Linked DNA regions of Mus musculus: all the other regions are linked to region 4. The links are chromatin loops, found by intact Hi-C in ENCODE. Cell type or tissue: heart. All regions are shown on one strand.

What was found. A loop is a pair of places that touch in the nucleus more often than their neighbours do. Peaks named below come from ENCODE experiments on the same cell type or tissue, not always from the same donor. Only the 100,000 strongest peaks of a DNase experiment are listed, where the experiment ranks them.
Region 1: a loop joins it to region 4, with 2.2 times the contacts of the local background. A loop is called at or near these places in 13 of 42 quality-filtered maps.
Region 2: a loop joins it to region 4, with 4 times the contacts of the local background. A loop is called at or near these places in 4 of 42 quality-filtered maps.
Region 3: a loop joins it to region 4, with 2.6 times the contacts of the local background. A loop is called at or near these places in 14 of 42 quality-filtered maps.

Annotation. Positions count from the first base shown.
Region 1 is chr17:12,175,623-12,183,622 of GRCm38, reverse strand. All of the region lies in intron 2 of Agpat4 (1-acylglycerol-3-phosphate O-acyltransferase 4 (lysophosphatidic acid acyltransferase, delta)), which reads right to left. Among named protein-coding and RNA genes, the nearest start is that of Agpat4, 60 kb to the right of the region's middle. In heart, no CTCF peak of the experiment used is centred here; a DNase peak (open chromatin) is centred at 4,042; H3K27ac peaks cover 890 bases.
Region 2 is chr17:12,368,706-12,376,705 of GRCm38, reverse strand. Gm41527 (a long non-coding RNA gene) reads left to right here and starts at 6,360. Exons shown (of 2, transcript XR_876413.1): 1 at 6,360-6,641. In heart, CTCF peaks have their summits at 4,471 (motif pointing right) and 5,185 (motif pointing right); a DNase peak (open chromatin) is centred at 4,465; H3K27ac peaks cover 267 bases.
Region 3 is chr17:12,164,520-12,172,519 of GRCm38, reverse strand. All of the region lies in intron 2 of Agpat4 (1-acylglycerol-3-phosphate O-acyltransferase 4 (lysophosphatidic acid acyltransferase, delta)), which reads right to left. Among named protein-coding and RNA genes, the nearest start is that of Agpat4, 49 kb to the right of the region's middle. In heart, a CTCF peak has its summit at 1,221; DNase peaks (open chromatin) are centred at 1,169 and 3,719; H3K27ac peaks cover 1,666 bases.
Region 4 is chr17:12,116,193-12,124,192 of GRCm38, reverse strand. Agpat4 (1-acylglycerol-3-phosphate O-acyltransferase 4 (lysophosphatidic acid acyltransferase, delta)) reads right to left here and starts at 4,909. Exons shown (of 9, transcript NM_026644.2): 1 at 4,778-4,909. In heart, no CTCF peak of the experiment used is centred here; a DNase peak (open chromatin) is centred at 4,972; H3K4me3 peaks cover 2,905 bases; H3K27ac peaks cover 3,068 bases.

The DNA.
Region 1 (8,000 bases), 59 kb before region 4:
AGCAATGGTCTGCCATAAAGGCTTCTCTCTTCCCTGAGTATCAGGATGTTGCTGGCACTCACCTCAGTCTTTTGCATGTTCACCTGGTACCTTCTCTTCATAAAGCTGTATGGCTGACAGCTGCTAGCACTGGGCATTCAAGAACTTAGAATTTGAGAACTAACCTGACTTAGTAGGCCTTGATACCATAAGTCACAAAACTGAAAGGTGACTCTGACACCTCTTGCAAAGCCTGTTTTTAGGAGAATTCTAGCCAGCTGGAAAAAGATGGAGGTGGGGACCACCCAGGAAGACAAGGTATTCTGAGGGTCAGGTCCCTGCTTGAAGAGCAACATTGGGAATAATAATGCAAAGTTGGGTGTGGTGCCAACTACGGGTATCCCCAACACAGGAAGTGGGAGCAGGAGAACTGTGAGTCTGAAACCAGCCTGGACTTTGAGGTAAGTTCCAGGACAACCTGGATAAGAAGGAAGACCCTGGCTCAAAACTCTGCTCATCAATTGGATTTTTTAATAAAGATGAGAGAGAAAAGAAAGGAAAGCCTTGTAGAGTTTGAGAGCTGGGGGAGTCATAAAGAATGTCACAGAAGTGAGCAAAGAAAGTAAGAAGGGAACAGTGGGGAATGGCACAGAGAAGTGATGTCACACACAAAATGGGGATTTGGGTGGGGCAATTAAGCCAAAGGGTTAGAGTGTGGCGGGAGGTTGGGGGAGAGGGTGTGGACAACATGGGTGTGGACAACATAGGGTTCCAAAGAAGTCAGGAGCAACACGGTGTGAAAGCTAAGATTAATTAAAGGTCATGTTCAGTTCACTGTGTGAGCCCCCAGAAGCCTGAGAGCCAGCCTGGAGACTCCACAGTTCCCGAGTGTCTCAGGGAGTCAACACTCACACGGGTTCATAGGGAGCTGTTACTCTAGGAGCCTCATGAGGTGCCTGGACTGCCCCACACAGACACAGTGTCCCTACGCTCTTAGAACCTGGAGTCTCAGGAAGAGACGTGATTATAGGGTAGGAGGCAGCGATCACAGGGAAAGGAGAAGATCGCCAAGGGACGTGGTCTGTAAGCATCCCTAAGGAAGTGCCCAGAGGAGTGGTTCTCAACCTGTGGGTTGCAACCCCTTCAGGGGTAGCATATTAGGTATTTACATTACAATTCATAACAGCAGAAATTTACACTTATAAAGTAGCAAAGAAATAATTTTATGGCTGGGGTCACTACAGCATGAGGAACTGTATTAAAGGGTCGCAGCATCAGGAAGGTTGAGAACCACTAGCCTAGAGGAGGTATCCTTAGAGGAGACAGAGGAGGCTGTTCCCCTCAGCACGGACAGGAAGCAGAGGAGACAGAAAGACAAGGGTGGGAGACAAAATATCTCCCCATTGACCTGCTTTCTCAAGGCACCATCTTCTAATAAAGCCTTGGTATAAATCTACCAAGGGGTAACATATTGATTAAGTAAGCCACCCATCACCAGGCAAACAACCCCCAGTCCTGGAGCCTGCAGAGGACATTTCTCAAGCAAAACATAGCATAGTTGTTTTGCTTTGTATTTTAAAATGTTTTTCTTACCTCTTCTATTTAAAAATAAAGGAACTGGAGTCGCCTTTTCTATCAAAGAGCTTTGTGTTTCTTGTTCTCAGTTTGAAAGGTAGGTAAGAAAAATTATGTATATATTGTTTCCTAAACACAAGAAAACACTCTAAACCGTGTGGCTTCTTGTTGTAATCTGCAAGTGGCTTCTGTCTGGGTAATAGCTTTCAGCCAATAGCCATCCTGTCCTTTGCCTCACGATATCCCCTCCCTGGGGACATTCTGGCAATGTCTGGAGATATTTTAGGCTGTCACACTTGAGGAAAGTGTTGCTTGCGCCGTTGGGTGGAGGTCAGGGATGCTGCTGAGCATCCTACAATGCTCCTACCAAAGTTACCCAGCATCGAATGCCAGTCACGCTACCACGGCAAACCTGCTTTATGACTACTGACCATAAGAGGATGAGACACGGGGCAACCCTCCTGCTAGGGTTCAATTAGCGGCACAATTACTCTTTACTTGTATACTGGCCCCACGATCTACTATTTGTGACACCTCTAACGAGTTACTTAACCCCTCATGCTGCCTCAGTTTCCCCATCTCTCATGGAAGAGTGCCTAAGATACATTCTGTTTTGTAGCCTGCCCCCCCCCCCACCTTTTCTTTAGCCAAGTGTGCAAATGTTCAACTGGAAACTGTGTTGTTCTTTTTCAAATAAATACCAGAACATCACTTAAAGGGAGAAATAACTCCCTTCTATTATCCAGGATTCCATATCTGAATTCTCTCTGGAAAACACATAAGGTAACATACATCAGAATTGCTGCAAATGCAGACTCCTTTTCTGACACCCAAAAGAAATCCATGCCGCAGCGTGCATGGGGGAATAGTATCTCTATTAATTTTAAGCATTTGTCACTAGCCTGTTAGAAATGCTCTGCTTGAAGCAGGCATGCTTAACAACCCACGTTTTTCAAAGGGTTCAGGTTGGCTAATTACAGAGAAATGACTGGCCTCTTGGTCTTTCCTATGTAACTGACACAATGCAACATTGTATCTAGCTTCCAGAGACATAGAAGAGCTGTTACACAGCACCATGAGCATGCCCAGCAAGCACCTGCCCTTACCTCGCCAGCATTCCTCCAAGTCATACCCTCCCCTCCTGGGTATGAACACAGTTCCTTCTGTGACTAAAGCATGGGCCAATGTGGCCAATGGTCAGGGTAAAAACCATAAGTAGGCACCTCACCACAGCTGGTACCACAGCCGCTGTCTACTTGGCCACGCTACGTACCCAGTGATTTAATCAAAATAACGCGGTGCTACTGCAACGGGGCCTACTCGTGGTAATGCACACTAATAAACACACGTTGATCCTTTTAAAGCCTGGCTGATAGATAGGGCAGCCCACACTGGTTGCAGCAGGCTGAGAAGCAGGGAATGAGGGCCACTTCCAACACCCCAGCTAGAGAAACTGTCCGAGTCACATCCCTATGCCCTCACTTTCTTTACCCCATCCCACCAGAGTGCTAACGCTATATAAAGATTTTATATTCTCTCGACTCCCGGAGCAATGCAAGCTTGTGCTTTAAAAGTTTCCCTTCAACACGACCAGAGCCGCAGGAGGATGGAGAAAGAGGGACAGAAAAAGATGCTGAATTGTACTTCTAGAGAGGTTAACTTGGCAGGAGGATGAAAGGGTCTAATAAGGATGGACGGGGGAAGGAAGGGCAGAAGGTGATGGGAAAAAATTCCACTCCAGTCCTTCAGGAAGGACCCAGGTGGCAAGTGGAGTTGCTCCGCTATGGGAAGTCTAAGAGAAGCATGGAGAGCGCCAGTGCCAACATATTTTATCACTTGCACTGAATGCATTCAATGAGCACTATTAATATTTTAAATTAAGCTCTATGTGCCAAACAACCCTACAGAAAGGGTTTTACAAGCCAAAATATAATGGAGTAGGCCGTCTAGACTCAAGAGTTTTATCTTAAACAACATGCCATTTTATCTCCAGATATCTGTGTTAAGACCCTAATTATCTGTGAGAAGTTTGGCCCAGTGTCTAACAGATCTGGCCTGGACCCAGGAGAAAGCAAGCATATGGATGTTGTAGACCACAAGTATGGGCCCTTCACTTAATAGCCAAGTACATACAGACTCCATGTTTAGAACCAATGAGGATGTAGGCGTTCCTGAAGCAATCTAGTCCATTTGACACATGGCCATCAGGGGACTCTAGCCTTGCAGAAGGTCAGTTTTTCTGTTTGTTGATTGAACCCATACTTTGTGCCTACAAGGCAAGTGCTCTGCCACAGTGTTGTACCCACACATCCTACACATTCTGATTGTCCAAACTCACAAGCACAGAACAGCTGGTCCCTGCCACCGTACGGGTTACAAAAGGCACCAAAACAACACTTTTGTGGCTCAGGATGCTGGTGACTACACTGCCAATAGGGATAAGCCCAGACAGACAGAGTTGAGAGATTTCTCCATCAGCTGCTGCAGGAAGCTCCACACTTCTGGCCACCCAGCCGGCAGCTGAAGAAGTCATCAGGACTGAGCAATCTTGCCCCCTGGATCCGCTCTGGCTCCCCTGAAGTAGTGATGGTTCAGGTCCTTTCTGGAAATAACGCACTGGGTGGCGGGGCAGGGACTGAGGCTTGTCCAACAGACTTAATTCTGCACCTAATCAGATAAGGCGAAGGTTAAGAAGTCATTAATGACAAATGACAATTTTCCCTGGGACTGGATTAATGAACGTTATGGTCCCCAGGGAGATGTTAAAGTATCTGAAGGAAAGGAAATTACAGGGGCCGACTGACTTTTTTTTTTAAGTCTCATTTTTATTCAAAGAGCACTTCAGGTTAAAAATAGAATACAGAAGAAAGAAACTCATTTATAAAACCAGGAGAAATGTTGGGTTTTCTGTCTCTGTTATAAGTCCCTTCTGGCTTCAAGGCTGCCCTCTCAAGCCCACTAGCAGAGGCTTCCTAGAAGGTACCTGGAACTCTGACCTCAGAGGGGGGCTTTTCAAACCAGGACATGCCCTGTAGGCATGTACCATGCTAGTGTAGAGAACCTTGGGTTGGGGCAATGGCATAAAACTCTGCATTTTGTGTTTATGTGTATGTATATGAGATGTGTGTACATTCACAAGGAGGTCAGAAGTCACACTCTGGTGTCATGGCCTCAGGCCACTATCCCCCTTGCTGTTTGAGACAGGGTCTCTCACTGGAACCTTGGATTGCTGAGAAGGTTATGTAAGCTGCCCACCTGTCTCCACCTCCCCAGTGATGCGTTTCAATCACATGCCAGCACCCAGCATCTTCTTGTGGGTTTTAGGGATCAAACTTAGGTCCAAGCAGCCGATTATCTTAGCTAGCTCCCCAGCTGGCTCTGCATTTTTAAAGACGTTCCAGAGTGATGCCCAGGACGACTTATGGGCAGAAGCAGGGTCGGGGATCATTGTGTGCCAAAGGCCTCATTTTTTAAATGACACTAGTCACTCTCCAACCTGCCCCTAGGCTTTAGCCATTATTTCCCCTCCTAGTTCTTTTCCTATTCCTGATGCTCTCGTGCCCTGATGCTCTCATGTACACACCTTGAATGGACACACTCCTCTATGCTGTCATGCTAGGCTGGACACATCAGCTGCCCACCGCTGTGCATAATGCCTCAGAGCAACAGTGAATACCAGTTATCTCTGATAGCAGCTGAAGGATGCAGACATGGCATGGCTCAGCACGGGGTGAGGGGATGTCATGGGGTCTCCTGGGAAGATGTGGTCAAAGATGTCAGCTAGGGTTGACAGGCCAAATAGCTGCAGGTCTTAATACTTCCTTCCTCTCCAGGCCTCTCTGAAGCATGTGTGCATGTGAAGGTCTTAGCAGTAGGCTTCCTCGAGTATGAAAGAGAAGGGGGTTGGAAAGATGGCTCAGTGGTTAAGAGCACTTGCTGCTCTTCCAGAGGACCTAGGTTTGGGTCCAGCACCCATGTGCAATCTGACAATGTTTGTAACACCAATTCAAGGGGGTCTAATTTCCTCTTTGGTACTCTGTGGACAATCGGTACAATACATACGTGCAGCCAATCATACATATAAAATAAGAGAGAGACAGAGAGAGAGAGAGACAGACAGACAGACAGACAGACAGACAGAGAGAAAGAAACAGAGACAGAGAGAGACAGAGAGAGAGAAAGAGGAAGAGAGAGAAGAGACAGAAGGTATGCTTTAATGGGTCTCCCTTGGAATTCATACCACTTAATAGAAGACACTAAGTCCTTTCTACATCCAATAGAGGAGTTAGGTCCTATTTGTTACAAGAAAAATCATCAAAGATATTTTTTAAGTGATCATCCTCTGAAGTGGAAACCTCTAATTCCTTTGGAAACTCAGTTATGTCAAATGACATTTTGCTGGGGCACACAGGTGAAAGGATGTCTTGCTAGAGCAGACACATGCAAGGATGTGTGATGAAGGAGTAGAAATATGACCCCACAGATGGTGGGAGCAGGAGCATTGGTTTGGTTTGCTCTGCCTTGCTGTTTTTCCTCACTAATGGCACACAGGTATTGGTTCGCCTTACATAGCATTGTAAAGCTCCACTAGTGGTGACAGCAGAGAGAAGCTCCTAGGGGAGCTGCTTGTGAGCTTCCTGCAGCTTCTTGCTGCTTCTGCAGTCTCACCTCAGGCAGGCTGGCAAGCCTTGTGGGTTTCTTCAGGATTGAACTACAACTGCTGGTTCGTGCCTGGTGTCTGCCTGCCAAGAGACTGGACTGCAGCTGTGGATTCGTATTTGGTGTTTGCTATAGCATTGAACTGATGACAAAGAAGATTGAGCTTGCTCTTAAAAAATTCTTGCTAAACAGGTCAACTTCCCAGATATCCTAATCACTTTTCTCTTCTACTACCTCTGGTGGGTGATGGGCTAGAAGAGAGACTGAGCGCTTATTAAAATAGATTGGAGAAGTTTATGCCTACAATCCTCAATAGATTATACTTTCCAAAAATGATAGTAGCTATATTGTGGATCCCCTGTGCTCTTCTAGAATACATCCATTCTACCAACAAGAGACAGACTTGACCAGGGAGGACAACTAATTTGGCTGTAACCAGAAGGAAGTGTTGAAAGCGATACACAGCTGTGAGTGTGTATGTGTATGCAGTGTGTGTGTGTGTGTGTGTGTGTGTGTGTGTGTGTGTGTGTTGATTCACCTGTGTCATACATGGAAGCCAGAGGTGGGCACCTGGGATCCTCATCTATCACCTCTACCTTATATTTGGGCAGTGTCTCTTGATAAACCTGGACTGAGTGATCAGTGAGCCCCTGGGAGGTACCTCTGCTCCATCCCAGCATTCTGATTTTATAGATTCATACTCCTGTGCCTCCATTTAACATGAATGCTTGGGAGTCAGGACTTGGGTCCTCTGCTTGGACAGCAAGCACTTGAACCTTGCCCCAACCCCCCTCCCCCAAGTTCTACTTTAAGGATAGGCCATAAAAGGTAACAGTCCTCTGTCCTCTGAGTTCAGACACCCACTTTCAGAACCTCAGATGACCATATTAAGAAGTCCACCATCTTGATGATGCTTCACAGAGAAATCGCTCTTTTAAGAACCCAGATGAGGGCCCAACAGGCAGGCAACATCAACTGCCAGACATTATCAAAGAGATCCCTTGATTCCTGTTCCTGAGCTATAGACTGGTGAAAACCAGGCATCCTGGAGCAGACTCCAGCTGTGTCCCTTGGGCCCTGCTCTGATTCCAGGCTCATAGAATCCAAGGGCAGAATGAATGCTTGCTCTTAGCCACTCAGGGGCAGTGGTCATTTGTTATGCAGTAGTTGGTAACTGGTACACATTCTCCATCATCTATTCATGGTGTTGCCTGCCTCACCCCCCAACATTTATTTTAGACTATTAGATAATGAATCTTCAGGACATTCTGTGGTGCTTTACTCAAAGCAAAGCTAGTATAGGGCTACACAACTAGTATAGGGCTTTGCATGTAATATATGCTCAACATGTCTATTGAATGAATAATGAGTGCATCAGAGTTGGTGAGATTTGACTGGGTGCATTCTCATGGTCTACACTAGTTTGAAGCCCTGTAGTGGAGTTAACTACTGACCCCTGCAGCACCCACTTCCCCACCCTCTGCCGAGCTGCTCTGTTTCACGCTGACCCTCTTGAGACCTTCTTCATTTGCAAGGAAAACATTTATCAAGGACTCCTGCTGCAACACAAGTGCTCGCGCAACATTACCATAAACAAATAGTCACAGTGATTATAAAGGAGGTTGTGACCTCCAGCCAGAGACACTTAGGATTAATGCTGACTCTAGGTTATTACAACAGCAGCCTCTTGAGTGGGCTTGACCTTCTCCAGTCTAAACACACAGTCAGAAATGCATTTGCAAATCCTAACTTACATTCAGACTAATGAAATACATTAAATCTTCAGG
Region 2 (8,000 bases), 250 kb before region 4:
TAGAGCCTCGGTAGAGCCGCCTGCACCTGGGGTGAGAGTGTCAGGGGAGTTCCTGTGAGGAGGCAACCTTTGGTAGTTGGTTCTCCCAGCTAGATTCAGTTGGAATTAGTTTCCTTGGCCTGTGATGTGTGCCCTGTGGGAATGAATTGACAACGGTCATGTCTCTCCAGGAGTGCCCCACACAGCAGACAGATGGGGGCACCTGAGTGTGAGCACACCCTGATATTTTGTCAGCCAGCCTTCTCCTCTCCTCATACCCACCACTGGCCTTACCTCCCCTTTTTTGAACCCGCCAGCCCAGTTTAATAAATTAGAAGCAATACAAAAAGTCAGTAACAAGCAGTTTTTTTTTTCCTTCCAAAAGACTTTGGGGAAAATAAAACCAGATTTCACCAGATACATGATGGCTTTGCTATGCCACTATAAGTTGCCTTCCACTTAAAGTCTTATTTTGGCCTTCCTCCTTAACCAGTCACCATAAGAATGTTATCAGAACTGTATGCTTACAAAACTTTTTATCTGTTTTTTGTTGTTGGTGGTGGTTTTTTGTTGTTTTTTGAGTGATTTTAAAGGTTTGAAACATCCCTCACAGACTCATGATTTTAAACACTAGTCCCCACTTGGTGGCACTGTCTTGGGAGGTTGTAGAACCTTTTGAAGGTGAGCCTTGGCTTGTGCCAGCAGGTCGCCATGTTCCACGTAGGCCACAGTTATGAGCAAACTACCTGGCATTTTCACTGGCCCAGACAGGGGTCTATTCAGCAGAAGGCTGCTCAGTTGAAATAAATTCTTCTTTCAAGCTGTTTTTGTCTGGATTTTTCCCTGTGATGAGAAAAAAATAATTAATGCAGGAGGAATCTGTGACTATTGTGTGTGACTGTGACTGTCCTCCAAGTGAAGCAACAGGCACCTTGCAGAGTTTAGCTGGTTATCCCAGCAGGGCTTGTGCGATGTTCCATCCCCTTATGGAAGGTCAGGGAGGGTCATGAGACCCTCAACTCAGTATCCAGCTGCTCCCAACAACCGGCTGTATGCAACTGTAGCCTAAAACCACATGGTCTTTGGGAAGGGCAAGAGTACATAGACGGGGGAAGGGTAGGGAATGGAGGTCTCCATCTGTGTGACTATGGGAAATCTGTCATCCCACTGGGTAAATAGTTTCTGGCCTCTTGAAGGAGAAACACCCACACTCCTGTAACCCCTCCTCTGTGTTCTATAAAGAAGCCCAATAAATTCATTCATTCCCCCCAGAGTGAACTTCAGTGGAATCATGCTTTGGTTTTAGTGTTGGGACACCAAGAGGAGAAGGGGGAGGAAGAGGAATCATTGTTTATGTCTCCCCCCACCCCATGAAGGAATTTTGGCAACAGTGCACCTCCAACAAAATTCTAGACTACACTTAATTCTGCTGTGTTATTTTGTACATCATATTGCCTCCTAAAGGTCCTGTGACTGTATTATTCTCTACCGTGACAGCCAGAACAGAGCAGCACAGAGCACATTCACATGGCTATGGTGCCACAGGGTTTCATATCCTGTGAGGGAAGAAAATGGGCAGCAGTGGGGTGGGGGGGTGGGGGGGAGTGTGTTGCTCAGCTGTGAACGAGGGTAAATGCCTGGAGGCTTCCACACAGTGAATCCTACTTTAGCCTCCTGAATCCTGGGGGCTGGAAGAGAAAATCTTAACTGAGAAAATATCTCCATAAGATTGGCCTGTACGCAAACCTGTGGGGTGTTCTCTTGATTAATGATTGATGTAGGTGATCCCCACCCACTGGGAGGTGGTGCCAACCCTAGGCTGGTGGTCCTGAGGTATAAAATAAAAGCAGGCTGAGCAAGCCAGGGGGAGCAAACCGGTAAGCAGCATTCTTCCGTTATCTCTGCTTCAGTGGCTGGCCTGACTTCCCTCAGTGATGGAAGTATAAGGCAAAATAAACCCTTTCCTCCCCAAGTTGCTTTCAGTCATGGCTTTCATCACAGCAATAGAAACTGTAACTTAGTCAGATGGGGAGATGGGGTTCCAGTCCCACCTGAGGCTGAGGCTGTGGCCAGGTAACCTGTGTCACTGGCCTGAGGTTTACACCTGCCAGCGACTTCACACCTGAGTTCTACCCTCCGCCTGCTCCAGGCTCTGTCAAGTGGGAGTTGTTGTTCTAGGACATTCCCTCCCCATGAGGTCTCTGATGGGCCCCAATAAGACCTGTCATTTCAACATAAACCACAGGGCTCCCGGGGAGATGGCAAGGTGGGTAAAGCACTTGCTACCCAAGTACAAAGGCCTGTGTGCTTGGATCGCTAAAACCCACATGAAGCCAGACACAGACGCTTCTAAGATGAGATGGGAGGTCAGGAAAGAATTCCCAGAAACTCAGTGGGCCAGTTAGCCTGAAGCATGCAGCAGCACTCAAAAGAGTCTCCTCAGAGAAGATGGGTAGAGAGACTCGGCACCCAAGGTTGTGATTTCTATGTGTGCAGTATCTCACACACACACACACACACACACACACACACACACACACACGGGAGAGAGAGAGAGAGAGAGAGAGAGAGAGAGAGAGAGAGAGAGAGAGAGAGAGAGTGAATTTCAGCCTTGAGGTTTTTGACCAGTTTGTCCTGCCCTTGGTGGTAACATCCTGCTTTTGCCAGGTTGGTTTAGGAAATGCCTTCAGAACCTGTTCTAATTATCTGGCGGCAGCTGTGTGTCCCCAGCTTTTGTTCCTCAGCCCCCAAGACCATGCAATGAGAAAGAATCTTATCGGCCCTCACCTCCTGGAAGGAGATAACAGGCTGCCCAGTTAGCACAGTGGTTAAAATATAATCTCTGAGGAGACACCTTCTAAATCAGCCTACAGGACTCCTTTGACATCCAGTGAGGTAGCATTTCCTTAACTAGGTTATTCTTGAAGTCCACTCATCTCAAAAAAAAAAAAAAAAAAAAGTCCCTGACAGGGGGGAAGAAAGCCAAGCCATCTCTCTTTCCTTGCTCCTCAAACTCATTAAGATAAAAAGAAATCTTATGTCACAGTATGTGGGGGACACAGACAAGAAGAAGCACGAAAGAAACCTGAGCACATGCCAAGGCTCAGATGTAGATGGTGGCTACATAGCTTCCTTGCTCATCTGATCGATGACGGCCCCAGCTCTCCCTGGTGCTTCAGCGGGGACTGTCCATGCGCAAGGACAGACCTGGTTGAACACAGTGGGACACAAAGCAAAGGGAAAGAAAGGCAAAGCAAAAAGTTGTCAAAGTGGGAGGGAGAGGGGCTTGGTGGCAGGGGAACTCACGGGCATAGGTAGAGGGTAAGCGGGGGACAAACATGACCAGGATGTACTATACACATGCATGAAATTGGGAAAGAATAAGTTAACTTTCTTAATGGCCCCCTTAAAATTCCTCCTCCCCCCCCCCCACCGGCTACAGGTCAAATCTTCAGAATCGTGGCCTTATTGGTGTCAAGCACTTTGAAGGTCAAGCCGTAGACTAGGACTCTTACTCCCAAAAGAGGAGTCCAGGGTATAAAAAGCTCTTCAAGGTCACAGTCATTACTAGGTAAAGTGACCTAGATATGGATTTTATTAGTGGCTAACTTAAGCATTCCATTATCTTGAAAATAGTGGTAATTGCCTGGTATAGCAGAGCACGTCATTAATCCCAGCACTCAGGAGGCAGAGGAAAGCACATCTCTGTGAGTTCAAAGCTAGCATGGTCTATATAATAAGCTCCAGGCTAGCTAGGGCTATACAATGACACCTTGTCTCGAAAATAAATTGTGTGTGTGTGTGTGTGTGTGAGAGAGAGAGAGAGAACTACTAGGTGTGGCAGACTTGTTGGCTCTCTGCCAGGAGAAGCCATATTGACGGCAGCATCCTGCAAACCTGTTCTCCACGTTGCACACACCAGCTGTGCTATGTCATGAGTTATTCTCCAGGGTTTTCTCCTTCCTGTTATTTCCTGCTAATTTGGAGGTCAAGGCACAGAAACTCACCCATAGCCATGCCTGTGGAAACCAGCCAAGCCACGATCTGACCCCAAAACCCAGGTTTTAAGGGATTCCCTTTAACCATCACATCGACCTCTGGGGCGGGTACAGTGATAACGCTGGCCCCTGTGCTGTGTATGATTTGGTTTAATCGTCATCCTGCAACCATGAAGGGAGTACTAAGTTTATAATTCACAAGTACTGACTGAGAGCGATGAGCCTCTAACAGAGTCAGTAACTTGTCCCAGGTCGCACAGCCAGCGAGCATCACCGTCATCCATGCCCTTCACTCCCGAGCCTTGCTGCTGCAGACCACTCCAGCCACATTGCTACCCTAGACATCTGTGTCAAGACTCAGCCAAGCACTTGTCAAGTACCTACACTGTTTGTTGAACCCTTGGAAGCCCAGAGGGGCAAACCCAAGCAAAGTACTGAAAGAGAAGAATTCAAGCCAGTGTCCATGGCCTACTATGCTCACTGTGGACCACCAGGGGGCGTGTGACCTACTCTAGACTGCAGATGACCGAACTTGCCTGGGTGTGTATTTGCCTTTGGATGTTTCGCTCTCAGCTTGCAGAGTTCTTTCGTTTGATTTGATTTGAGGTTGTGGTGGTTGTTTCTGGTGTTAACAGGAATGTAGTCCAATGGGAGCTAAATTCTAGGAGGAGTCATACTACAGACTATTTCCATCCTATGTCCCCAAATCTATACAGGATGTGAAGGTGCACCTGCTAAAGTGAATGTGCTCCTCTCTGGGTTCCTTTGTTGTCTATCATGTTTGCCATCAGCAACGTCCATTTCATAGGCAAAGTCAACAAACAGGCAACATCTCGTGGCGAGCCTCCCTCTGAGGAGACTTGTTCCTTTTGCAAAGTGTGGAAAATCACGAGGGAAAAAGTTTAGGCCACACAATGTGGAAATGTTGCCTCGCCTCAAGGGCTTGGCTTTGCAGAACATTATCCCAAAACCACGTCCTCTGAGAGACCCCAGTTCCTGGAGGTACTTCCTCTGACGCACTCTGAATTAAATCCAACCCAGAGAGGAGCTGGCTGAGCTGAGGAAACCTATTGCTACGTCAAAGAACAACTCCCCCCCCCCCCCTTTCTTTAGGTCATTTACAAACTATCCTCAGCCACCCATGGTTTGGAAATGTTACACGTTCTGAAAGACCAATGAGAGATTTTTAAAACAAAAGCATATAACCACAGTGGCCGACAGAGGGCGCCAATCACTCTTTTTTTTTTTTTTTTTTTTTTTTTTTTTCCTGCAGCCCAGGCTACTGGAAACTCCAGGTTACAAATCAGTTGCATCTGCCTACAAAGTTCATGAAGTCATCAAAATTGATGGAACTAGAAAATATCATTCTGACTGGTCTCTCAGCTGGTATTAACCCAAGTTTTGCAGTTTTAGAAGGTCATGGACCTATCTATCTGCTGCTTGACGTCACTGAGGCATGGTTAATGCAACTGATTTTTTTAATAGTAAATTCTTTTTTTAAATTTATTAATCATTTTATTTGTTTACATTTCAAATGTTATCCCCGTTCCCAGCCTCCCTTCCACAGCCTCCCTTCCACAGCCCCCCATCCCATCCCCTCTCCCTTTGTCTCTAAGAGGTTGCTCTTCCACCTACCCACTTTTGCCTTACCCTCTAACATCCCCCTTCTCCAGGGCATCAAGCCTCCAACGGGACCAAGTGCCTCCCTTCCTACTGATGCCAGGTGAGGTTAGGTAGTCCTCTGCTACATGGGACCGGCCCGTGCATACTCTTTGGTTGGTGGTTTAGACTCTGGGAGCTCTGAGGGGTCCAGATAATTGATACTGTTGTTATTCTTATGGGGTTGGCATCCCCTTCAGCTCCTTCATTCCTTCCCCTAACTCTTCCATTGGGGTCCCCATGCTCAGTTCGATGGTTGGCTGTGAGTATCTGCATCTGTCTTTTTTTTTTTTTCCTGTCTTTTTGAGACAGGGTTTCTCTGTGTAGCCCTGGCTGTCCTGGAACTCACTTTGTAGACCAGGCTGGCCTCGAACTCAGAAATCCGCCTGCCTGCCTCTGCCTCCCGAGTTCTGGGATTAAAGGCGTGCGCCACCACCTTTTTGTCCCTGCATTTCCTTTAGAGTTGGTGCAAGCACATGACCAGTTCTGGTATTTACACTTCTGCTGGTGAGAGAGAAGCTGCTGGCCACAGCTGCAGCTGTCTGCATTCCTGCAGTATCTGGGCTTTACAGGCAGGTGGTCCTTCCTCCTTCCTTTCCCTCCCTCCCACAGTTCTCCACAGGGCAGCTAGTGTCCACACCCTTCAGGGCAAGTAGGAGCAGGACAGTCACATGTTATACTACAGGGTTGGGCTTTCTCTTCTCCAGGTGCTGAGTGAGCTCATCCTAACAGAAGCCTGGAGCTGGACCCCAGCAGGCACTGCCTACAGTCTGCTAGAAATGAGAGTCAGTCTGTTGATGAGAAAGCTTGGTACTCGAAATCCTTGAAATAATGACAAGTCTAGGAGAAGAAGGTTTGGAGAAGAACTCCGTGTTTGGGTCCTTCAGGATTAGGTCTAATGCCGAGATAAAGGGTGGGTTAAGAAGAGAGGGAAAAAAATCAAAACAAGAACACAAGGAAGCCAGTATAGTGGGCTATGCTGCCTCTGCCTACCCAGTCTTCCAGGTAAGTGTCCTCTTGCAGCTTCTGCCTCAGGCTGTGGATACGTTCTTAGCATCCCAAGTCCAATGTCAAAGGCAATAGATACTGCTCTACCTAGCTTTAACTGTTACCTTGACAGAGCATCACCTAACAAGGGTGTCTCAATTGAGGGGTTGCCCAATCGTGTACGTCAGCACGGAATTGACTTGATTGTTAATTGAGATGGAGGGCCCAGCTCACTGTGGGTAGCACCATTCTTTGGGCAAATGGTCCCATGAGCAAACCACCAAGCAACATCCTCCAAAGTCCCACTGTATTTTCTTGCCTGTGAGTTCCCTGGTTAGAGATAAAGTAGCAAGGAGGGCCGTCTTCCAGTTCCTGCTTGTATCCTTGTCCCAACTTCCTTCAGTGATGAACTATGACCCAGAAGTGTAATGACCTGGAAGTGTAAGCCAAATAAAACCTCGCCTCCCCTAAGTCACTTTTGACCTAAGTGTTTTATTACAGCAAAAGAACAAAACCAAAACAGAAAGCTAGCCGTAAACCTGGACGTTGGTCAGCTCTGTCTGAAGCAGGTGATACAGACCGTGGGTGAGAGACAGGAGAATTCACTCAGAGGAGAAGCATGTATGTGACTGGGTGCCTAATGCTTTGCTCTAGCAAACCTTTGGAGATTGAGGTAGTGACCTCAATGTTTCGAATCATAGATTTTATTTGCTTCCTCTAGAGTTTGGCCAACCAGCTGGTTACTTAAGCTATGTAGGGGAAGACTCCCTATTTATTGCCACCTTAAATCTCTCTTTTCTATTTAAAAAACAAAAACAAAAAAGGAAAACTTTTTATTAAGGTTAGTTTCACACTTTCCTTCCACTATTCTTTAAGCTTCAGTAATTAATAAAAGTATGGTAAAGTCAGTATTCTGCTAGCAGCCTTCAGATGAAGATGTAGAACTCTCAGCTCCTCCTGCACAATTCCTGACTGGATGCTACCATGTTCCCACTTTGATGAGACTGGACTAACTCGGAACATGTAAGCCAGCCTCAATTAAATGTCCTTTATAAGAAAAAAAGTATGATAAAAATCAATACTTTTACTGGTATGCCTAATAACTACAAACATTCTAAATGTTAAAGATTTTATTTTAAAATTGTATGTGTGTGGATATGCATGTTAACATGGGTGCCTGAGGCCAGAAGAGGGTGTCGGATCCCCTGGAGCTGGAGGTATAAGTAGTCGTGGGCTCCTGTACATGGGTATTGGGAACCAAACACAGGACCTCTGTAAGAGCAGCATATGCTCTTAACTGCTGAGCCAACTGTCCAGCCCCATGTTCTAATTTTTAAAATTTGAATATTCTGACCCATATAACATATCTGGGTATGC
Region 3 (8,000 bases), 48 kb before region 4:
ACACACATATATTCACTCACACATTCACTCACACATATACAAACATGGACACACATTCATACATGCATAAATACACACAGGCACACACATGCTCACATAGACACAGACATTCATGCTCACACACACAGACACACACATACATAAACCCACACAGAGACACACATGCTCACACATATACACGCTCACACAGAAACACATATATGCTTATCCACAGACACACATTCACACACATAGACACATATTCCCCCATATATGTATATATATATATGTATATATATATATATATATGTGTGTGTGTATATATGTATATATGTGTATATATACACACACATGTACACATATACATATATATACACACACACACAAACACACACATATTCATGCACACATACACAGACACACACTCATGCACATATACATGCATACACACACATGCATACACACGCTCACTCTTTCTCAATTTAATAAACATTTTAAATAAAAAGTTGAAATCACGATGATAATCCCAGGATAGGTGCTAACATAAACCCACTTCTTTATTGTCATTCATTCCTTGTTAAATATGACACTCAAGAACTGGTGGGTTACACATGTAGTCACTATCAACATCTGCAGGCTTAAACTTGAAACAAAAGCAATGAGCCATCATATGGCCCCCTGGGAACATGACTACCCCATCTCCCTAGGTCTAATTCGAATTCACTTAAAGTAACAACACACACACACACACAAATGTTTCCAATGAGTTTCTTAATTTAAAAGAAAGTATCTTTCAGCACTTAGGTTTTCAGGGTCTAATTATCAGTCCAGACACAGATGTTCTTTACAGTGCAGAACAATAAAATTGAGGAAAAGAAATGGAAAAGTCAATGTATTCAAAAGGAAGCCAAATAGATATGCTTTTAAAGAATCCTTAAATAAATAATACTTTCCCAAATATTTACATGAGGTACAATAAAACATAATTTGTTTCATTCATCATTTTTAACCACTGAAGCAGAAGACAGGATGAAGTATGTGGCCAGCGAACAGGAAGGAATCCCTCATGACAGGAAGGAAAGATGTAGTCAGTCCCAGCACTGGGCAATCTGACTACAGGATGGGCCCACCCTTGAGGGAATCCCCAGACCATCATATGGCCCCCTGGGAACAAGGGGGAAATGACTCACAGCCAAGAGAAAAATGGAAATGGAGCCCAAATAGGAAACGCTGGGCTTCCACCCAGTGGAAGAGAGATGCTACTCTGACCTTGGATGAGACACATTCTTTAAAAAAATAGAACTTTGCCACGTGGAAGGAGCTCCCTCCTGCCAGAGCCGTATGACGAAGGACTGAGTAGGCAGAAGTCCAAAGATTCAGCCAGACCTGGGCTCTCACACTTGTAATCCCAGCAATCTTGAGTTAGAGTGCCCCTCCCCCACCCCCCCACCCCCAAAAAAAGAGAAATAGAGACCCAAGTCTGCCCCCAAGGTCAGCTTCCTCCTCTGCAGGATTATGTCAGTCTCTGACAGCTTGTGATGCAATGTGGACCACAGGCCTAGAGAAAGGGGCTTGGTATCACTCATTGGAGAGCAAAGGTCCCAGCCCTAGGAATGGTTTCACCAATGCAATTACAAATGTGTTCATGGCTCTACCAAAGTCGGGAGCCGAGGCTCTTGGTTTCCTCTCATTAATCTGCATCTGCACCACAGCTGGGATGTGGGGGAGGGTGGTGGAACCTGCAGTGGTGAGATTGAAAGCTCAGGGCTAGAAAGAATTAAACCAAGGCAGGACAGGCCATGGTCAGCGAGCTCAGTGGCTACTTAAATTAGAGAAACTCCTTGTCTGAGCTTAATGAGCTATTAGTCCTTTATCCTATGAGGCAGTGGTTCTCAACCCATGGTTATTTAAAGACCTCTTCGGAGGTCACATATCAGATATCCTGCACATCAGATATTTACATTATAATTCATAACAGTAGCAACATACAGTTATAAAGTAGCATCCAGGTAACTTTATGGTTGTAGGTTACCACAGCATGAGAGTCTGTATTGAAGGGGCTCAGCATTAGGGAAGTTGGAAACCACTGAGCCACAGGGAGATAAAAAGGCCACATCTTGGGGTTTTCCAACAGGGATGTAAGTCCCAAGTATATCCTCGTTTATCTACTGTCTCCAAGAACAGAGTGTGGCTTGAGCAGATCCTGAACAAATGTTTGGTGAATGAATGAATGAAGTAACTCAAGATGCAGATATAGATGGTGGGTCAGAGACCCAGAATCAGGCGGAAGGAGGCAGAAGCCTGTGTAAGACAAGAAAGGATGGAGACCCATCTAGTTAACAGGGTCCCAGCTCCTGTATGGTTCTTTGGAAGTGGAGACCAAACTCAACCCAGCTGGCCTGGGCCCTTCAGGTCACATCTGCCTGAAATAAGCAGAATTCAGAAGTCTCTTCCTTGGTCTCACACGTTTCCCTAGGCATCACTTGGGAGCTAGCCACCTGCAACATGTCTGACTAGAAACACCTCAGAGAATATGGAAGACTTAGTCCATTGTCAGGCCAGCAAAGAATGTGCTGCACCAAACTCAGTTGTCAGAAGCCCTTCCCCTCCCCCCTCCCCCCTCCCCCTCCCCCTCCCCCCTCCCCCTCCCTCCCAACCCCCTAACTCCCCCTAGCTGGATGGGACCCAAGATAAAGGCAACAGAGCTACTAGTTTCCAACACCAAGACAAGTCTACATCCAGCTTGACACTGTTTCCTGTCTGCTCCTGTGATCGTAAATACTGATTTAAATCCTCCAAAGGGACTAAGGAACCAGTTCTCATTTCTACAAGCTGGAGTCCAGTTCTAGCGCTCATTACACAATGAATCTTCCCAATTTAGCAAGAGACACTAATTATTCTATTTAACTGGTGACTGATGACCCCACTCCCACATACGACTGCTTGCCAAGGTTCTAACGCTGATTAGTTTGTGAATGGCTTCTGCCCTTCTGTGTGTTCGAAAGTCTGCCAACCCCCACCCCCCACACACACACACCCATGGGCAATTTAGGCTGGACCTCAAACTCCCCGAACTCCCAGCACATTCCATCTCTGCCACCTTCACCCCTGAACTGGCTCAGCTCCTGTTCACACCAGTGAGCGGAGAACAGCCGTGGCTTGGTGAGGTCTTGCTCTGTCATCACACCTAACGATCCGGTTGCTCTGCGGGAGCGCTGGTCTGCCTCTCCGATTCCTATGATAAGCTAAGACTGTGTGTTTTAAATTTGCAGACATTCCAGTCTGTAGATCCTGGGATACTGATTTTTGGGGTCTGCTTGCTTGGACCACTGGCACAATAGTCTCTCCTAGTACTCAAAAAAAAAAAAAAACCAAGCCCGAAGTGGTAGTTGAGCATGCCTAGAACCCCAACAGTTGGGAGGGTGAGATAGGAGGGTGACATGTTTGAGTCCATCATTGGACTACAATTAAAAGCCTAGCTTCAAAACTTAAAGCAAAACAAAACCCATGACTTAGTTTGGTAGGTCAGATCCAAAAGACCCAGCACACTCCACCAGCTACAACCATTTCTCCTTCCTAGGTAGAGATGCCTACATAAGCAATGCCTATCCAGCCGCCAGCCACACTTAGTGAACTGGCCTCATCTGCCTCTGTTCACGCAACACTTTTCCACATCCTCCCCCCTCGAAGGGCCGCTAGCTGTTCTCTGCCCCAGAGCTGGAAGCTGTTTGGGCTCAGACACACTCGCTCGCCTCTTTCTGCTGTGCTGCAGCCAGTTGACAGGGATTAAAGAAAACAAATAAAAATTGCCATTGAAGGAGAGCCAAACTCCAGAGGCTGCCAAGGGCTCCCTCCCTCCTGACTTGACAAGGCGGCTCCTTCATAGCCTAACAAAGAAGGTTGTGACATGTTTAGACACAGATACAAGTTGGCGACGTCTCTTTCAGAGCTGTGAGTTCAGCGTGGGGTTGTGGGTTGGGTGGGAATGAATGAGTAGATGACTAAAGCAAGGGGCAGAAGCTCTTGGGGCAGCAACCCTAGGATCTCAGCAGTAAGCTCAGCTCCTGGGTTCAGGAGGGCACACAGCTGCAGCCCTGCTTCCTCCAATTCCTACCCTGCGTTTCATCAGCACACACACACACACCCATCCTTTCCTCTTGCTCCTTATGCTTCGGGTGTGGAAGCTCCAAGATACACATGCAGCAGGTCTGGCCCCAAGGTGGTATATGACCCAGTGCTCTGACTATCTATCTGTCTGTCTGTCTGTCTGTCTGTCTGTCTTCCTCTTTGCTGCACCTCTTCCTCCCCTCCTCCTGACTCGGTCCGCATATTGTGCTTGTTCTTCAAACTTCTCCCCGTGCCCCCTTATGCTATTATAGCCACAAGACAGAAATGGATACAGTCATCTCTGGGCCCAGTACTTCTAAACACAATGCCGGTCCATGACAACAGTGGTGCTCACTAAATGTCCACTGGACGGACTGCAAAGTCATTCCATTGTTTGAGCATGTTTGGCATCAGGTGAAGATTCAGAGCAGGACCTGTTCAAAGCCAACTACCCTGTTGTAAAGCCTTTTCCTTTACCCTGAGGTCTAGCCCTGCTTATGATAACCCGGTAAAAGGTATGGGTCTTGCTCTAGTAGTTCATGTCACTGATCATGGTCTGCCCTAGTTGGAGACACAGATCTACAATGTTCACCTTCTGTTTAAGCAGCTGGCTGTCAAGGTAGAAGTTGCACAAAATAGTCACGTATCCAGGACCATTGTAAGCGTCCCAATGAAGGCATTATCAAGAGAGCAGTACTCAGTTCAACACCTGATACATAGCCCTGGGATACTATTAAGATGGCCCAGCCTTCTCCACACCTGCTCTACTGATGCACACAGTAAGGGTCTCTGTGGTCAGCTCTGCCACACTCCTCAAACACTAGAATGCTCACTGACCCTCAGCCAGGGGACTGCTATCCCCACTAGGCCATAGTTGGGTTGAGGGTGGGGTCCCTGTATCCCCTTGGGTTCCTCTGATCCCACCCAACACACTTCTTATATAGCACCATGTTGTACTGAGACCTGTAAATCTGCTAAATATCACCATCTATCAGCTGTAATGTGATGGCTAGGTCTCAGACCAGTTCAATACCCTTCACTTTAAGAGACACCCTCGCCCTGATTACTGTAGACTTGTAACTACCCATAGGGCTGGTACACAGAGCTGTACTGGGAAATAGTCAACCCCTGGCTGGGAGACTCAGGCAAAGGGGAAAGGTTTTATTTACGGCTATATTAGTTGTGTTTCTCACCATGTGACAAATATCTGACAAAAGCAATTTAATGTCTTAAAGCCTTATTTACTTTTAGTGCACTGGTGTTCTGTCTACATGTGTATCTGTGTGAGGGTGTCAGGTCCCCTAGAGTTGGAATTACAGGTAGCTAGCTAGCTGTAAGCTGACATGTGGGTACGGGGAATTAAACTCAGGACCTTTGGAAGAGCAACTCCTACTCTTAACCACTGAGCCATCTCTCCAGCCCCCAAAAGCAATCAATGGAAGGGAGAGTTTATTTCTGCCCATAGTTTAGGGCATTGTCCACCTGAGGCATCGCAACCATAGTGATAAACAGTGATGTTAAGTTGGCGTTTTCCTTTCTTTCCAGCCTAGCAGCACCACAGCCTATAGAATGGTGCAGCCCACATTCAGGTGGGGCTTGGGAAACCCCTGACGTTTTAGCGGCTGGCCTGTAGCACACTTCTGGATGTGGAGTCATGGATGCTACACATATGCTACAAAGCCTTGATTTTGTTGGTAGCTGAAAAGGACACAGAGAGCAGGCAGCTGCTGGCAGCCAGGCTTCTGGGAGAGAAGCCATCTTTAGGGGGCAGAATCCAGAGCACCTACTTAACACAGTCACATAGTATGTGGCATCTGCCAGTTCCTGGTCCCTGTGGCCAGGAGTGCCATAGTCTGCCTCCGCCTGTAGTTTTGTGAGTCAGTAAGTCTCTGACTTAGGTTGGAGTTCACTGGTTTTCAGGCCCAAACCACTAACAGCTGGACAACCTGCTTTCCCCTACTTTCCCAAGGCTGGCCAGACACATGCCCCTCTGGAAGCCTTCTATGTCTTGTCCAGCCTGGTCACTTGTTTTTGTTTGCTTGTTTGTTTTGTTTTCTCCTAAGGCTGGGTCTTGGGTAGTCTAGGCTAGCCTCAAACTTCCAGTGCAGACAGAGATGACCTTGAACGTCTATCTTCCTTCCTCTACCTCCCTAGTGAAGAGAGTACAGGTGTATGCTGCCATACTTGGGTCTGTGTGGCATTAGGGATGAAACCCAGGTTTGGGGGGGGGGGGGCATGTTAGAAAAGTATTCTGTCAACAGAACTACAGTCTCAACCCTAATCATTTTTCCCTATGGGAAGTCCTACTACTCGTGTCTCTGACATGAAGGAATCAGCAATGCGACTGTATGTTCTTCCTGTCCCAATCGGTTTCATGGCAACCGCTGGAGAAGACCTCACTGCACAGCATTGAGTTCGTTAAATCACCAATCACATGAAAGTTCTGGAATGCAATAAAACAACCCGGGTCTTCCCATACCGCAAAGGCTAAGTAAAAGTATACCTTCAGGGTGAGTTAGTAGTCTGCGCAGTACAGTGGTGCTCCATGCACTGGAGTCTGCGCAGTACAGTGGTGTTCCATGCACTGGAGATGCTCACCAGGCCCCTGGAGTAATAGGCAGCCTTTGCTCATTCACACAATCACACAGGAAAGGGCACCGTGTCCAGGGCCAAAATAGCAGAAGTTGCCAACTCTGGATTTCACCCCTAAGCTAACTCACTGCCCTGGAGTATCGAGTCTTCAGTTGCAGATGAGCATCGTTAGAGGTAATCAGGAAAGAGCAGGGAAATGCTTCATCCTCTGTTGGTTTGAGTGGGAGTCACTGGGTTTCAGAACACTCAGAGGCTGTGGTTTAACACGTCAGAGAGAGACCTCAGAAGATAAGGAAGCAGGTCGTTTAGTAAGACTGTGTTACACACCTGTGGGAGAGACCATGCTACTCACTGTGGAAGGAACTGCCTTTGGTGGAAATTGCTACTTCTCAAACTGTCTTCTCATTCCAAGAAAAGAACACCCAGTGTGATACACCCTTACTCTTTCATGCAAATTATGTGAAAAAGTGGTTTCCCACCTCCCAAGGCCCACCAGTAATTCCCCACCCAGCAGCCTGCAGGACGATGAGCAAGGTACAGTGACCTTCAAGTGTAACACCCGGCCACACTAGGCTAGAAACTGAAACCCCATTTTTATTCATCGCTGTTGAATTTGTATAACTCTTCCTTCTGCTGATGCAGCACAGAAGGTAGTCTTTATAAAGCACGGGGCGATTGGCCACACCGAGTTTACTCTGAGCAGTCACACCAAAGCATCTCTTGAGAATTCTACCAAAAAACACCTTTTGGAGAATCAATAGCGGCAGAATCTCATGATAAAAGGAGCAGGAGACAAAAGTTACAAACTGGAGCGCCTATATTACCAGAGTATCGGTCGCCTTTGAGTTAAGAGCACCTACCAAGGCCAGCGGGTGAGTAGGAGCTCGGTCCAATGGTGGACATTGGTTCAGTTCTAGGGATCTGCATTTGGAACACAGTTAAGGTGACCAAACTTTTCTGGTTTGACTAGATATTGCCCACTTACAGACAAGAAGATTCTATATGCAAAGCAAGAGGAAGATGAGTAAGGTAGGGTAACCCAAAGTCCCCCCAGGGGCAAACGTGACACAAATAGAGAAAGTGGTACGTTGAGCTGAACCACCTTGCCTATCCCCCCTGGACCTAAGAGCAGCATCGGGTAAGTGGCCACACCTCGAAGCTTCTTTTCCACGGTTTTTGCGGAACATCTGGTCAGTTCAAAGCACAACTGTTTTAACCTTGTGACTGTAATTTGCTGCCTCCACCCCTCCACCCATCCACTCTGGCACAAGGAAAGCCTCTTTCTCCCTTGGCCTCTCATATGCTTACCCCTTTTTCTTTCT
Region 4 (8,000 bases):
GACAACATGTAACATGTGCTACAGGATCACAGCATTGGGAAGGTTGAGAACCACTGCTCTTGGCTCTACTTGGGACTGGGAGAAAAAGTCACCATACCAGGATAAGAGAGAGTTGTCTGTTGCTCGGAGGCAAGGCTCTGGAAAGCAAGAGTCCACAGTTCAAACCTCAGTGCTACTTGTTACCATTCCAGATGAGTCCCGTAGTTTACTAATCTTTATTGTATAATGAACAGTTATGGTAGTTTTCACATGAAATTTGTTAAGGACACAACTCAGATTAGTGCGTGTAAAGTTAGAACAACCAGCTGGAGAGATGGCTCAGAGGTTAAGCGCACTGGCTGCTCTTCCAAGGATCCTGAGTTCAATTCCCAGAAACCACATGGTAGCTCACAACCGTCTGTAACTGGGTCTGATGCTGTCTTCTGGTATGTCTGAAAACAGCAACAGTATACTCATACATAAAAAATAATAATAATAAATCTTAAAAAAAGAAGAAGAACTAGAATATAAATCTATTTTTAAAAAAATTTAGAACAACCGACAGACATATAGGAAGCCCTCAGCAAAGGTAGGCCTCTGCCACTGCCACTCTCGCAGATCCTACATGGTGGCCAGTCTTATCAGTGTGTCTGAGTCACCACACATTCCCAAGATTGAGGGAGGAATCACTTCCTACAAGACTTTCAGTGCCAGCTTCAAAGCACCATGAAGGCCAAAGATACTCCTTCACTTTCAGACCCACAGCAAAAAACGCTCAGGACAGGGAGGCAGCATCTAACCCAAGCAGAGGGACAGCAGATTAGTTTCAGGCCGATCTCATCAGGGATTAAAACAGGGGTTAAAATAACCCAAGACTTGATAACTGGTTTCCCCCCAAGGTCAGACAGACAGAGGAAGGTGTTCTTCCTGGTGAACTTTGTCACACTGCCTTGTCACTTCTAGGCTGAAGGTGGAGATAACAGAGAGTAAGATCAGTCTACTGAGAAAACTTTCTGAGCCCCGGAAATACACAGAGGTTCCTGGATGCTCTGTGGTCCTGAGGTGAGCAGCTCTTGCTACAGACTGTCTAAGGTTTGGGAGGGGTCTAGACTCTTGTTTCTACTGACACCATATGTGCTAGTCTTATATAATGAAAAGAAAACCCCAAAGAATATTTTTCCAAAGAAATTCAGTAAACCGATAGACATAGACTTTAGAAGTAAGTAGGCCTTACAAAGCAAAGCAAAGCAAAGCAAAGCAAAACAAAATCCTTTATCTTGTGTCTGCTGGGAAGAGCCACAGTCCCCACAAAGAGCAGGGTAAGACACTCTCTCCCTCCGCATCCCCTGTTCTCCTATGGATCCAGCACTCAGAATCCCATTTCTTCCCGTTTTATTAATTAACAGATGTTTCCCAGACTTATGCTCAACCAATATAGAAAAACACAAGAAAACTTTAAGCGGGATGAGAGTTAGCAGCTAACCATTTTCTCCCCCACTGCCCAGTGCAATCTATATTAAAACATTGTTTGTCAAAACAACATTCAAGCCGGGCGTGGTGGTGCATGCCTTTAATCTCAGCACTTGGGAGGCAGAGGCAGGCGGATTTCTGAGTTCGAGGACAGCCTGGTCTACAGAGTGAGTTCCAGGACAGCCAGGGCTACAGAGAAACCCTGTCTCGAAAGACCAAAAAAAAAAAAAAAAAAAAAAAAAAACCGACATTCAAGGCCATTAGCTAGTGAATGTTTCTATCATTATCTCCAGGGCTAAGGGAGCCTCCCGTTGTCCCTGCTAGCTCGATACTTCAGTAGTGCATGTCCATAGCATAGCACGTAATGTTATAACAAGGGACTTGATGTTGTTCAATGAACGAATGAATAAATGAGTTATGCAGAGCTGCTAGACAGTGAGGACTGCTAGAAGTCTGGACACTAACAGACCTGAGGGTCTAGGAAAACATTAGAAGAGAAGAAAAAAAAAGAGCAAATAGGCAAGAAATCTTTGCGATGCAAGAATGCATTCTGGGGGGGGGGGGGGGGGTTCAACATAAACCATTCTCACATGGCATTTCCTTTTATTTTGCCATTAGGAGAGAAAAACAGATTGGCTAGTCTTTGAAATCTCTTAATACCTTCCCCCAAGGTGGTTTAAAACTGTAACTGCTTAACTGAGTTGTTCTGACACATAGTGGACACACAATAACTACAAAATACAAACTAACACACACACACACACACACACACACACACACACACACACACACACACCGGCCCCAAGCAGAAACCCTCTTTCCCACAGCCCTGGCAGAATGCTTGCTTTCTCGAGAACTCACTGGAAACCGAATTTCAGAGTCTAAGGCTAGTTTTCCAATGCTAAACTGGACTCATCTGAGTTCTCCAAATGGCAGAATATTACTAAGCGAGGCTTAGCCATGTACTTCATCAGTAAATCAAGAGTCACTCAGAAATAGGCACGCCTCTTTCCCTGCCCACCAGACCTCCCTTCAGAACACAGCAGAACAGAAAGGGTGGCCTTAACCAACTCCTCTCTGAGTAGCCATGATTTAAGGCAAGGACTGGAATGACTAAGATGGCTCCCTCCTTCTCTGCCCTCGCGAGCATCCAAGCTACAGTCAAAGTCATGACATAGCCTGGCCTTCTGAGTCACCTTGGGGTACTTTGTTTCCACCCAGCTCCAGCTGTCTCCCACAGGTTAAACAAGTCACTCTTTCTCTGGATAGCTGAGAGGGGTCTGGTCTGTTTGGTTATTTACTACTTTCTTTTTGCATTGGGTTTGGGTCTGGAAACTTTCTGAGTGACATGCTGAGACAAGCCCACTACTCTCATGCTTTGGAAGGTCGGACGATAAGTCCATTGTCTTGTCCGGCAGAATGCTAAAGTAAGTTTGGCAAAATGAAAGTTGAATCATTATTCTGAGTACGTTTTTTTAATGTTCTGTACCCCTCACCTAATTCTCTTGTCTTTAACTCCATTTTTTTCTCTAGTTAGATTTGTTTGTTTTGAGGGTTTCTAGGGACGTTAGGCAAGTTTTCTACTACCAAGCAACAACCCCAGCCCTCTAATTTTGTGCCCTGTTCTTTAGCTCCCATTTGTAGAGAACTTTTGTATCTGAAATGCTTAAAATCTCTGGAACTATGGTCAGTTTTTAAGACCGAGATAAATAACAGTAGTGAGATAAAGAACATTCTAGAAACTACTGGTTCTTCCCGCTTCCACGTAGCCAAGAGGCTAGGGTTCCAAGCTATGATTGGGCTTTAATAACCTGAAAGTAACCTGAGGCCTTTTAAATTCTTACCACAGATAATCTCAGTAATACAGGACTCTATATTGGTACCAATAAGGAAGGAATTCTGGTACTGGGCATGCACATTAGAAGAGGGTCCATTATCAGGCTTGCTTCAGAGGTACTGAATATAAGCAGCACCCAAAACCACTAATGGGCCTGCCTTCTAAGCAATGAATTATTTGTATCAAGTTTTGTCCACCTCTGCTTATTACTGGGTAGGTGATAATTTCCTCTCGTGTCTTAGTTTTCTTCTGAAGGTTTGTTTTTTCCTCCCTACGTTGCACCAGAAGGATATCATACCTCTAACTTGGGAGTCTTAATTGTTTTTCTCAAAAGGAACCTTACCCACCCACCCCCGATATACAGAGACACACATGCACACATCCACACTACGTTTCCCTCCTCTTGAGATAACTTTTTCCCCCCAGTAGGAGATGCTGAGTGATAACTTCAGATGAGCAGATCCGTGCCAGGTTTGGAAAGACTAGAGGGTAAACACTGGGTAATCCAGGTGAGAGCACCACAGAACAATACCCTAGAGACCCAGCTGGGTAGTTAGCATTTCTTATGCTAACTGAACTTTGATTTGTGGCTAAATGAAGTTCAGAATAGAGCCAAGACTCGTTTTATACATGTTTAGACTTGTGGGTGAGCCTGAACAGCTGATAACATATTTACCAGTGTGAATTATCAGGTACTTTGCAACACTTTATTTCAATGCAGTATCCTCCTATAAAGAGTTAAATCCCCCTGCCCCTCTTAGTTTGTTCAATATCATGTCTTAAGAAATTAGTTAAGTTTCTAAAAGCTGCCCTTAATACTGGAAAGCTTCAAAAACATAAAAGAACTCCCTTTAAAAATCCCGACATATGATGGAGAACCCAGAAGCTTAAATTTAAGTAAATAAAGCGGTGATTACAAATGCCTGTTTCCTTGACAACTCCCCTCCCCCAGCCCTCCTGCGATAGGGAAAAACCAAAATGAAAACGAGAGGAGGGGGTATCTACAGAGTCACGTTGCGTTCCAGCGAGGCCCAGCCAGGCCAAGCCCAGGAAGGAAATACAAATAAATCAATTTAGATTGGGACTGTATTTTTGTGGAGTATATTTTTGTGGTTGTCATAGAAACACCAGAGACAGAAGAACGTGTTGCACGAAAAGAGAGCCCGTATATGTAACAGGAGCCATCGCTACACCTTCACGGTAGCCAAGAAAATGCTTCCACCCTGGGAGGGCTGCTCGCAGAGCCCCCAGAAAGCTCCTCACAATCTGGCACAAAGCAGTGGTCGCGGAGCCCCGGTGCTCCTCCCTCTGCCCCCACCCCCACCCCCGCATCATTCGCTCCAACCCCACCAGCATCCCGCTCCGAGCCTATCCCTTCCAAAGTACTAGGAAACCAGCCGAGCAGAGGGACCCCTGCCAGAGAAGGGCATCCGATCATCACACGCCACACCCCAGGAGAAGGTGCCTGGTAATCGTACCAACACCACCTACCTCGCTCCGGGCAGTTCTTTGCATTGGTGCTCACAAGCCAGAACTGCGAGGCAGGAGCCTGAGGTTCAGAAACTGCCTCTACTTTAGAGAAGCTGTAAGTCAGCCAACACTGGAAAGAAAAAGCGAGACTCCACCCAAAGGGGTGGACCCTTCGGGAAGGGAAAAAAAGGTGGTCCTCGGCTGACGTCTCTCCCCACCCATGTCACTTCCTTTTAAAGCTACGACTTAGCAGCTACTGGGAGGGAAGCTCGGACCCCGTGTAACATGAGTCACCCTCTCCTTCCAATGAGTGTAAAGAAGTGTCCAGCTCGGCCTCCTGTTGGAGCCAGATGGGGATTGGGATCGAGTAGTCACCCGCGTGGATAACAAAGCCATCCCAGTGGCCTGCCGCCACTCGCCCAGCTCAAGAGCCCTGTTGCATCCCCGTGCAAACAGCCTGAGAAACCTCGGCCTCCTGCCCTGGAAATTGCCCCCCCCCCCACGCCCCAAGTCCCCTGTGCCATTTCGTTTGGGGGTGGGGGTGGGGGGAAAACAGGATGAAAGCTGAAGCCCGCGCACTCTAGTGCCTTGCTCACCTCTCCTGGCCACCACTCCGCCAGCCCGGAAGCCCCTTCCAAGATCACGCCCAGCGTTCCCGAGACTAGGACCAACAGACCTAGGATGCCCGGAGCTCCTGTGGATGGATGCTCTCCTTCCAAAGCTGGGTGCCAGCGGGTGCCAGGACTGCCTACTCATGCTAGTGCGCACAAGCAGGCAACACACACATGCACATGACATTTACACTCTTGTTAAGTTAGCAAGGGTCTGAGCAGATTAACCGAACAGAGTCCTGAAACTTTAAGGGGGCGGGGGGGGGGCGGTGTTGGAAGTGCGCAAAGGCCAGGTCTGTGACATTCCTGGAAAGGTGAATTCAATCTCTGGGTGCCTAAAGTGCCCTTCAAATACGGGCTGTTCAAGACACTGTCGCAGATGTTTACATATTTACAGAAAGAATGCCCCGTGGTCGCTCTACTTTCTAGCGCGAGCAGTACTGAGAAGTTCCTCCTCCAGGCTGCAGAAGCACGGCAAATAGCTTGCCCTGCAGACAGGAGCCAAGAAGAAGGTACTCAAGAAGCAGGAAAAGGGTTTGGACTTTGACATCCTGAAGATCATCTAGAATGTGAGAGGAGCAAAGCCAAATGGAGTGAGGGTGGAGGGCATAAGGAAGAATCCAAACCGAAAGCCCATTTGTGGGGTGTAAAAATTAACTTGAACGGCTAGCAAGGGCTATAAAAGTTGTTAGTAAAGAGTTTCCTATAAGTACTGGAGAGATGAGGTGGCTCCGGGTTTAAGAGTGCTTACCGCTCTTGAATAAGTCAGGGTTCAGTTTCAGGCACCTGGCAGCTCACAATTGCCTTTAACTCTACGGAATCCATCACTCTCTGATGTTGGCCAGGGGCACCTGCATGAATGTGGTGCACATAAACTCACATAAGTACACACGCGCGCACGCATATACACACACACACACACACACACACACACACACACACATAACATAAATTACTCCGAATTTTTGTTCTTGGAATCCAATGTAATATTTAAGTTCTTGTTCTTGTTAACTCTAGCTTCTAGAACATTCAATCCCCTCTGGCCACATAGAGAAATGGTCTCAGCACCCCCTCTCCCCAGTAAAATTCTCTCTTATAACTTTTCAAGTTATATTTTGTGACTTTTTTTAAACATTGACCATACCATTTTATTTATTTTTTTTAAGATTTATTTATTTATTATATGTGAGTACACTGTAGCTGTCTTCCACACTCCAGAAGAGGGCATCAGATTTCATTAGAGATGGTTGTGAGCCACCATGTGGTTGCTGGGATTTGAACTCAGGACCTTTGGAAGAGTAGCCAGTGCTCTTAACCGCTGAGCCATCTCACCAGCCCATATTTTGTGATTTTATTGTTGACGGGAATCAATGAGTTTTCCAAAAATACTTTCCAGATAGTTAATTTTTTTTTCATAGTGGCATTTTGGGTGGAAATTTAATTTTAGAATTTGAGACTTGTTGCTGGATGTTGTGGAACATGCCTGGAGTCTCAGCGCTCAGAAGGCAGAGACAGGTGGATGGATCTCTGAGTTTCAGACCAGCCTGATCTACAGAGCTAGTTCCAGGACAGCCAGGATTGTACAGAAAAACCATCTCAAAAAACAAACAAACTAGTTCCAGGACAGCCAGGATTATACAGAAAAACCATCTCAAAAAACAAACAAACAAACAAACAAACAAACAAACAAACAATAACAATAATATCTGAGTCTTCCATAAATTTACATTACACTGATTATAGTTACAGTGAGTGATTTTGGTAAAAACAGCAGGAAATTAAAAATTTGACAATTGCAGCTCTTGCCCCAAGCTCAATATTTAATGTTTTTATTTCATTATTACGATTCAATTCTGATCCTTACTATTGCTAAGGCCTTGTCTGTTAGCCAATATTGCTAAGAGCTCATGATCTTAGAAACCTATCTGAGGGATGGGAAGGTATTGGTGGGTTGAATTCTAGGCGTTTTATTTAAGAGTCGCAATTAGACTCTGCCTCCTGTGTCTATATTCACAGAGGGTTATAAACATTTCTGTCATAATCTAACAGTTCAGCTCAGCAAATATCTCTTGGGAATCCAAGCCACAAAAACAAATGGGGTAGCACTCAATCTCAGAAGGGAAAGAGACGTGTAAACAATCGTGATACTGCATGGACACAAGGTCTCCAGTGGATAGGGGCTCCACCTTGGTCAAAGAACAGGCAAAGGGAAGAGGGCGGAGTGGTCAGCAGAGTCTCTTCCTTCATTTCAGACTCTAAGGGGGATGGGGCGCTATTTCCATCATGACAGCAAGAATTATTGCAAAGAAGACAATTCAGGCTGACAATCCCTAACCTAAAAATCCTAAAGTTTCCAAAATCCAGAACAACTAGAGCTTTTGTGTGACACCTCCCTCTTGTACGCGGTCACTATCAAAGTGCAGACATGCTAATTATTCAATGGTGTATAACATTAACTTTCAGTTCCTTTATAATGTATATATAAAATAATTTTTTTTTAAGTTTTATGCTCAGGACCTGGAGAGATGCCTCATCAGTCAAGAACACTGATTGCTCTTCCAGAGTCGATTCTCAGCACCCAAAATGGCTTAGTGTCAGGACTTTAGTTCATTATCATAGTGGTGAGAAGTACC